Linked DNA regions of Homo sapiens: region 2 is linked to region 1. The links are chromatin loops, found by intact Hi-C in ENCODE. Cell type or tissue: IMR-90. All regions are shown on one strand.

Region 1 (5,000 bases):
ATTTCTAAGAACATTTTCTTGTTGTTCTGAGAATAACACTTTTTTAATGACGTCCTCTTATTTGGTGAGTGCATTAATAATGTCTGTAATCTCTGTGTGGGGCACTAAGCAGCTTCCTGAAAGCTCTGAGCTAGTCTGTGCTCTTCTCAGCAGAGTCACCTGGCTGGGCTATTATGTGTTGCACCCTTGATGGCAGGAACTGTCTTTAGGCTTGAGTCTAGGGCTAATTAGGTCTTCCATAGAAAAACCTTTCAAGCTTCTGCCTACCATTGTAGACCAGGCTGCCAGCAGTTTGCAATTTGAATGAGAAGAAACTGGACATCTTATCACTCTTTGTTCCCTCACTCTGTTCTTGGTATGATTTTCTCTTGTACAAGATGTCTATGGAGTCTCTCAGTGGAGGCCCTTTGTTTGACTCTGCACTAGCAATAAACTGCTAGACTTCTGGGGCTGAGAAGGACAGTCCTCCAGCTGTGTTCACGAGGATATGTGGAAATCTAACTAATTCTCAAGTGGACTGTCAATCAGTCTTCCTCATTTTAGCTAGACTTTTACCGCCATTTCTGGTCGTAGGGAGCTGAGAGTGTCCCAGATTCTGGGAGGTTTTGTTGGCTGTGTCAGGTTGCTTGTTATTTTTCTTCACAATTGGCCGGCCTCCCTCATTCGGCTTTCCAGGGTCTGCCAAATCATTTCTTCCACTTACTTTTTAACCTTTTCAGAAATCTTGTGCTTATTGACTTATCTCACATTCTGTATCTAAAGAAAAATCTATTCCATCTTACTTTATTTGAATTGGGGAGAGAGTGCAAGTCAAGGTTCATAATCAGTCTGTTTTCTTTACTCAGAAGTCATATTCTAGTTGGCCATTTAAGTTTCCCTTTCTGTCAGTTATTTATGTTTTACCAGGGCTTTGTTGGGTTTCTTGACTTATTTCCTTATCTATTCCAGAATTTAATTCCTTATTAAATTCACATTCTTATGTTAGCAACTTTGGGCCACATGATAAAGCTCTACTCTCAATGGTCTAAAATGTGAAATTAGGTGTTAATATTCTGTTCTCTAAGTATGTGTCATTGCTGTATGGGATTCCCAAAACATAAATACTACAGTGATTTAATGCCTAAAAGTTCTCATTTTGGGAAAAAAAAAACAGTCCTTGAGAGAACAGCAATTATGTAGCATATGATTTGTGATAGTTGTCTTATTGGAAGTTACAGAAACCCAGCTGTGAGAGAGGCTGAGTGTCGCCCAGTCTATTCCTTCCTTTCTTCTTCCGTGACAATAGAATTTTCATTGTGTGTGTGGCTGCTTAGAATAAAGATGACGTATTCCAGCCTCTACATGTGGCCAGCAAGTTCTAGCCAGTGAGATGTAAGCTGATGTATAGTGAGCAGCTTGTAAAGCTGCTCCACCTGTAAAGTCCCCCAGTACATTCCTTTTACTCCACATTGTCCTTCTTTCTTCAGTTCTGTTGCCTGGAATGTGGGTGTGACAGCTGGACGTCTGTCTCAGTGCTATATTGAACCATTTGGGTGTGTCCCACCCTGGGCATGGTGGAGCTATGAGCTGGAATGTACATGAGTTCTGTGAGGCTTGGGGAAGCACAGCTTCCATACCCTTGACTGCCTGACTTTGCACTTGGAATGCGAGAAATAGAAACTTCAGTAATGTCTAAGCCACTGTCCTTTTAAGTTTGCTGACACTTGCAGCCAAACCTAATCTTAAATGATACACTAACTGAAACTTGTTTAATCAAAAAAGCGTTTATGGAATGGGACACGTAAGAGGTGAAGCCGTGTTTAAGAACTGCTGCATGTGGCAATTTGACTAGTATCCTTAGTACTCTCTCTATTCACTTCTTGGTTACTTTATTTATTTTTGCCTCTGTTTGCTTTATCTTAGGCTATCAAAATGTGGCAGCAATACAGCTGCTGGTTGCCTCAAATTTCCATCATAAAGTTTTTTTTTTTTTTTATTTGAGATGGAGTCTCATTATGTCGCCCAGGCTGGAATGCAGTGGCTGGATCTCGGCTCACTGCAAGCTCTGCCTCCCGGGTTCACTCCATTCTCCTACCTCAGCCTCCCGAGTAGCTGGGACTACAAGCCCCCGCCACCACGCCTGGCTAATTTTTTTTTTTTGTATTTTTAGTAGAGACGGGGTTTCGCCGTGTTAGCCAGGATGCTCTCCATCTCCTGACCTCGTGATCTGCCTGCCTCGGCCTCCCAAAATGCTGGGATTATAGGGGTGAGCCACCGCGCCTGGCCTGGCTTTTTAAAGCAAGCACTTTTCTGATAATTTAACACTTGGCCTGGTCACCTATTTCCTAAATCAATCAAGGTGACTAAGGGGCAAATCCTCACAGCTGTTAGGCTTGGGTCATATGACCACTGCTGATGTGGAGGGGAGGGGACATCCTTACCCAAGCATGTAGACTAAGTGGCATTTCTCTGGCATAGAGGAGGACTGGTTGGAGAGGATTCTCGGAAGATAAATATACATCCAGTTGCATTATATACCATTTAGATTTCATAATGCTGTGGTTTAAAAACCAATATATATGTTAATTTCTTGATTTTTTTCCTGTTTTTCAGTAGTTCTTTCCTAAGAAAACAATGAATATTAAAGTCAATAATTTATAGGAGAATCAATGATAGTGAAGAGATAAAAAATAAAATTTAAGATATATAATTTGGTATTTTAAGTCTTATATGGTATAGTAAGGAAAATGCAAAATATTCTTTGCCTTTATAGGACACAGTAGTAATATCAAATGAAAGTATCTGTGGTTAAAAAAATCATAACATTTGTCTAAGTAATGATCATTTATGTTAGTTATAATGAAACATTCCTTCTTAGAGTGGTTGCAGTGTATTTATGCAAACTGTCACAACTACAGTTAAGAAACTAATAATCTTATATGATTCACTTCTGATTGTAATCTCTTACAGTAACTCTCTTTTTTCTAGTATCCTCTCCAAGGGTCCCACCCAGTGACATAGTTGTTCAGTCTTTTTTCTTTTCCTTTCTTCTTTTTTCCTGGATGGAAAAATTCTTTGGAAAGAACCCTCTGAAGTGAAATGGAATGCTTTCCTTTTTCAAAAAAGTGAAAAAAATGAAAGCCTATAATATTTATTTTTAAATTTATTTTAAATTTTTAAGTGGTGTAGCCTTTTAACAAACTATGTGTTTCCATAAACTTCTGAAAAATTTAACCTTGTATGGAAGGCAAGGCAGGAATTTTTAAAAATAAACTTTATTTTTTGGAGTTGTGGATTTGCAGGAAAATTGAGAAGATGGCAAAGAAAGTTCCTGTATACCTGATGCCCAGTTTCCCGTGTTGCTAATATCGTAGGTTGGTATGGGATCTTTGTTTCGATTAGTGAACCAATATTGATACATTAAATAAAAGTTCATATAGTAAGTCCTCATTTAAGTCACAGATAGTTCTTAGAAACCCAGAGTTTAAGTGAAACAACGTCTAAACATGCCAAATTTACTATAGACTGATTGATAGGAACAAGAGTTAAGTTCCTATGGCAAATTTCTGGTTACAGAAATATCACCCAGCTTCTAAATAAGGAACAAAACACTTCTAATATTAACCACTGAAATAAATAGGAGCTATACATACATTTCAGAAAGATTAATAAAAATCAATAAGATAATTACTCAGTTATTCCAGTTCAGGGCGGTGGCCAGAGCCCATCCTGGCAGCTTGGAGCGCAGGGCAGGAACAGCCCTGGACAGGATGCCCTCCCATTGCAGGTGACACACACGCACACTCAATCTGGGACCATGCAGACATGCCAGCTTCCCTAATGGGCACAGCTTTGGAGTGTGGGAGCTCGCTGGACTACCTGGAGAAACCCATGCAAATACGTGGGAGAACATGCAAACTCCACACAGACAGTGGCTTGGGCTGGGGATCTATTTTTTTTTTTTTTTCATTTTCGTCAATGCTGTAATCAAATGATGCTGAACAAAATGATGTTATCTGAGAACCTACTGTACTTTATTCAGATCTCCTCAGTTTTCATCTGCAGTCCCTTTTGAGTTCCAGGATCCTGTCTAGCATACCACATTAGGTTTTGTGATCACATCTGACTCCTCTTGGCTGTGACAATTGTTCAGACTTTCCTTGTGTTCGATGACCTTGGCAGTTTGAGGTGTGCTCGTCGGGTATTTTGTAGAGTGTCTCTCAGTCGAGATTCGTCTGATGCCCTCTCATGTTAAGTCTAGGGTGATGAGTTTTGGGAGGAGGACCACATAGGTAAAGTGCCGTTCTCATTACATCACATCAAGGGTACATACTGTCAAAATGACTTATCATCTCCATACTGACATTGATTACCTGGCTGAAATAGGGGTTGTCAGCTTTCTCCACTGTAAAGTTGTTCTTTTCCGTAATAAAGGATTATGGTCTTTATTACTGTTCTCTTGGAAGGAAGCCACTGTGTGGACCCCACACTTCAGAAGTAAGGAATTATACTCCACCTCCTTGGGTGTGAAGTATACACATAAATTATTTGGAATTATTCTGCTTAGGAGATTTGTCTCATCCCCCTTATCTATCTACCTACCTATCACATCATTTTTATATCAGTGTGGATTCATGGATATTTATTTTATATTGTGGATTATAATCCAGTACAACTTTATTTTGTTGCCCAATTTGTTTTAGCTTTGGCCATTGGTAACTTTTTTTTTTTTTTTGAGACTTTCTGTTTTTGAGATGGAGTTTCACTTTGTCACCCAGGCTGGAGTGCAGTGGCGTGATCTTGGCTTACCGCAACCTCTGCCTCCCGGGTTCAAGCGAATCCCTTGCCTCAGCCTCCCGAGCAGCTGGGACTACAGGCGCCCGCCACTACATCTGGCAAATTTTTTGTATTTTAGTAGAGACGGGGTTTCACCATGTTGGTCAGGATGGTCTCGATCTCCTGACCTCGTGATTCACCTGCCTTGGCCTCCCAAAGTGCTGGGATTACAGACGTGAGCCACC
Region 2 (5,000 bases), 170 kb before region 1:
GAGGAATGAGTTCAAGAGATCTGTTGTACATCATGCTGATGATGGTTTACAACATTATACTGTACATTTGAAAATAACTAAAAAGAGTAGATTTCAAGTGTTTGCCACAAAAAATGATAGGTATGTGAGCTAATGCCTATGTCAAGTAACTTGATTTCACCATTCCACTTTGTATACATATATCAAAACATCATGTACATAAATATATACAATTTTTACTTGTCAATTAAAACAATAAATAAAATCACTGCTTTAGAAATTAATTAATTAAGACAAAGACTCAAAAATTTTAAAGCATCCTCTTAACAGCTTTGGGAAGATAATAGGATAGTGCCTTATTTTCAAGACAAAAATCTACAATGTGAAAATCCGATGAAGTAAGGAAAGCATTTAAAGCCATTATTCTATACTATAATCAAAATTAATAACTTAAAACATGAATTTAACAGCAACTGGGACATAATTAAAGAAACCATTGCTAGCATATAAGTTTCACTAAAAGAGATTACCAAAACAATGCACAAAAAGGCAAAAAGTAGGAAAATACAGAAGAAAAAATCATGGAAGTTATGCAAGAAGTTTCCAGAAGAGGAAAAAGTCGAAGCAGATGCAATATTTTAAGAGATAATGACTAAGACATTTCCAAAACTAATTAAACACATTAGACTTTTAAAGGTTAAAAAAATCCTAAAATTATTGTTTTAAAAGAAAAGAAGTTTTAAAAGAAAAGAAACTTACACCTGGACACATTTGAGCACAACTGCAGAAAACCAAAGGCAAAGAAGTTTTCGAAGCAGCTAAGAAAAACAGATTACCTTCAAACAACAACAATTACACTGACAGCTGACTCCTCAACACCAGCAATCTTAGAAGACCACGGAATGTTTCCTTCAATGGGCTAATGTGAATTCTATGCACAGCAGAAATACCATTCAAGAATAAGTTTGAGCTAAAGACATTTTTAGAAAGAAAGTAATAAGACCCACATTAAAGAAATTATTTCTTAAACAATTTTTTAAACTTTTTTCTAAAAAAATTTTTTAGTGTTTTAAATAGAATATACTCACCCACAGTTCCTGTAACTCCAATCTTAGGAATGTATCTCAAATAGGACAAGCATAAAAAGATGTACATACAAGGTATATGAATTGCTTATTTTTTCAAAAATTTGAAAGCAAGCAAAATGTACATCAATAGGAGATTATTGAAATGAAATATGATGCATTCATAGTTTGTATTAAGAGGATTATACAGGTCTTTTATACTCACATGGAAATATAGTCTCAGAATTACAATAAGTAGAAAAAAGAAAAAGTAAAAAGCATCTCATGGGTCATTATGTTTCATGTGGTCCAATATGGGTTAAAATTTACAAATCTCAGCCGGGCATGGTGGCTCATGCCTGTAATCCCAGCACTTTGGGAGGTCAAGGCAGGATGATCACTTAAGGTCGGGAGTTCAGGACCAGCCTGGCCAATGTGGTGAAACCTTGTCTCTACAAAAATACACAAATTAGCTAGGCAAGGTGGTGTGCACCTGTAGTCCCAGCTACTTGGGAGGCTGAGGCAGGAGAATCACTTGAACCCAGAGATGGAGCAGTGAGCTGAGGTCACCCCACTGCCCTCCAGCCTGAGTGACAAAGCGAGGCTCCATCTCAAAAAAAAAAAAAAAAACTCTTATTTTTATAAGTTTACATCCAGAAAAGTCAAGAAGCGTATGCATGTAGTCATGATTCCTGGGGTGTGGTATAAGGGGATATTTTCATATTCTCTGTTTTATTTGTATTTTTTACCATCATAATTTTTGATTGGAAAAACAAAAGCTTTTAAGAAGAATCTCATATTTATTGAGACTTTACCATAAAATTATATTTATCCAGCTAACATCATTATGTTAGACTCGTTATCTCATTTGGTTAGGCCATGGTGTTAATGAAGCCTACCCTGAAGTTTTGTTTCCTGTGTAGGTCAATTAGCTCTGCACAGAAAACAAAATGACTCGTTTGTGCATTATCTATTCCCCCAAGGAGCCAGGCTTTCAAGTTTACCTGAGTTCGATGGCAAGAGACATTGCTTGGATGTTGCACAGCATAGAAAATGGAAAAATCAACTCAAACCATGTGAACCTGGGAGGTGCTGGAGGGTGCGGAGCGGGGGCAGTTAGTATGTCTTTCACCTGCAAAGAATGACTCATATCTTACTCTCTTTGAAGGATCTACCTTTGTTTTTCCCAGACAACCGCATTTCCCAGATTTCGTTAGTTAAATCAAAACAAAACTGCACTAATCAAGAAACTCTCATTTCTCGGCACTCCCTTTTCATTTGCCTTATTGTTCCCCACCTTCTCTGATTCAGAGTATGTCCCCCTTTTTCCTATTTTCATTCTAATAATAAAACCTCAAGAGATGGGGACTGACCAAACTACTATCTATTGCCTCAAGAAGGCATTCTAATCTTTTCAGTTCTGGTGAGGAGCATCAGCAATTTGGAGATTTGAGTCTCACAATTTTTTTAAGGCTTGCAGTTTTGCTTCTCAACTTTGCAGCAAGTATAATAAAACCTGGTAACATTTTTTGGCCGCTTGTCTCATATACAGCCTGCCATATAAGCCCACAGCTTCATTCCAATCTGAATATATCACTGTCCATTTACAACCAGAGCCATGGAAGGAATTTGAGCAGCTTGTTGGATTGTTTATATTGAATATATGGAAGAGTTGGGGTTATACATTCCAGCACATCATTGTAAGTGATGTACTATGTAAAATTCTAAACAAGTCATCTCACAATTCTTGAAAGAATATCTAGCATATGAATACATTGTAAGGAGAAACAGATCTTGTAGCATTCTCCATGTTTCTTTTGCAACATGTTCATGGGCTTTGTTTTTGTTTGTTTGTTTTGTTTTTTTGAGACGGAGTCTCACTCTGTCGCCCAGGCTGGAGTGCGGTGGCGCAATCTCGGCTCACTGCAACCTCCGCCTCCCAGGTTCAAGCAATTCTCCTGCCTCAGCCTCCTGAGTAGCTGGGATAACAGGTGCACACCACCACGCCCGGCTAATTTTTGTATTTTTAGTAGAGATGGGCTTTCACCATGTTGGCCAGGCTGGTCTTGAACTTCTGACCTCGTGATCTGCCTGCCTTTGCCTCCCAAAGTGCTAGGATTGCAGTCATGAGCCACCGCGCCCAGCCTGTAGTGGGCCTTTGTGTTAGCAATTAATAATGTTTTAGTTCTCTTTATATTGTGGAGGACATTTTATACTTTTAAAATAGTTGTACTACCAGTAGTGTCTGTAGAGAAGTATTTCTTTATAAAAAAAAAAAAAAGTCATCTATTATGCCACAATGAATGAGGTACACAATCTCTTCAATTGTCCTCTGAATGGGTTTCTTATTTCTATGTGGAATTTCATGTCACACAGTGTCCTGTAAATAAACATTAAAGTCCACCCTTTTCTTTACTTCAAAAAAAAGAATCATCTAACATTTAATGTTCTGATAACCAAGGAAAGAATAGATAAGGTCCCAGAAATTTATGATTTGAGTTTTTCTTTTAGAAATCCCTAGATATGTGTGTATATAAAAGGGAGTCTATTTTTAAAAATAAAAACACAAAAAAGAAATTGCTAGATGTTTTCTCCTGGGGGATATGGAAGAAATATGTGTTAAATAAAATAATTCTCAAGATTTTTTATATATAGGCCGACTCTTAACTTGATAATTAATATAAAGTCATAAATTTCCATAGAAAACTACTTCAGAGGTAGAAGTGCTGAAAAGAAATTCATTGTCAATAAATCACATTTAATTTTGAAACTCTCCTTCCCGTCAAGGTAGGTTAAGACTTCTTGCTACAGAGGATGTTAATTAGGGTGAACATAGATTCCAGTTTCTGAAACAGTCCTAGTTGATTTAAGCCTCTTGGCCCTGTGCATCTATTAATTGCACTCCTTTTTGCTTTTAGCAGTTTGAAACTTCTAATTTTAATAGTTCAGTCACTCCTTTTCATATATTTCTCTTCATTATGTCTCCTGATGTAAACTTCTCTTAGAAATCGAGAATAAATGAAGAATTGAAGAACGCAGAAGCACTATCCTTATCTACCCTGGTCCTTCACCCAGGACACCGGCCAAGGCTCACTCAGGGCTACCATGCTGCCCAATTTTCAGGGATGCCGTCCTCATCAGAATCTCTATGGGCGGTGCTCTCCTTCCTCTTATTGTACCTACGCTGTTGTACATTAACCTGTGGCCAATTTTTTTGTACATTACCCTGTGGCCAATGAAACACTTGAATATTTAAACCTAACCCCACTGAAATTAGTTTAAAATTTTAGATCTAACCACACTGAAATTAGGTTCTCTTCTGTTTGTGTGTGTGTGGGTATTTAAACTTTAAAAAGACTTTTTAAAAGTTTTTTTAACAAAAAGAGAGTGGCAAGGACTTAAAAGTGGAAACGTGATTTCAAATATGGGAGAGATAAAAAGAATTTGAAAGAGTTAGTGGAGTATAGAAAGGTGAATGCCAAGTGCCAAAAGGGAGCCTGCCTGGCAATCCCAGATGGGCTCATTACCTGAATGTGCCCCTTACTACAAAGGAGAGTGGAAGGGGCTCTTGTGTTCATTCCTGAAAGCATGTATGTTGCACTCCATATTCTCTCTACATTCTGGAACACCATGGTGCCTTCCCTAGCCTGTTCTAGCAGAAGCAGAAAATGCTCCAGATTCATGGACACCAGAAACATGGAAAGAAGAAAAGAGATGCTGAAGTGAAAATAGAGGGATAATTAAAAGTCTACACTCAGGACAGTGGGACACCTCCCCACAACCTTTCTGTGTTCCTCAATTCCAAGAACACTAGCCACCAGGCATATAGTCTTCTGGGAGGAGGACTGGAGGAGGAATACTTTTGTTTGTTTTCTGGAAAATCTCTGGTGCAGCGAAATGACAAATAGGTACTGACATGAAGAGGGTACGAGTTCTGCAACAAAATGACCAGATTCC

What was found. A loop is a pair of places that touch in the nucleus more often than their neighbours do. Peaks named below come from ENCODE experiments on the same cell type or tissue, not always from the same donor. Only the 100,000 strongest peaks of a DNase experiment are listed, where the experiment ranks them.
Region 2: it touches region 1 in a loop (4-fold over the local background); 2 of 110 quality-filtered maps call a loop at or near these places.

Annotation. Positions count from the first base shown.
Region 1 is chr13:74,044,575-74,049,574 of GRCh38, reverse strand. All of the region lies in intron 1 of KLF12 (KLF transcription factor 12), which reads left to right. Among named protein-coding and RNA genes, the nearest start is that of KLF12, 87 kb to the left of the region's middle. In IMR-90, no CTCF peak of the experiment used is centred here; no DNase peak of the experiment used is centred here.
Region 2 is chr13:74,215,636-74,220,635 of GRCh38, reverse strand. It overlaps a transcript of KLF12 not described here. Among named protein-coding and RNA genes, the nearest start is that of LINC00402, 13 kb to the left of the region's middle. In IMR-90, no CTCF peak of the experiment used is centred here; a DNase peak (open chromatin) is centred at 2,655; H3K27ac peaks cover 2,837 bases.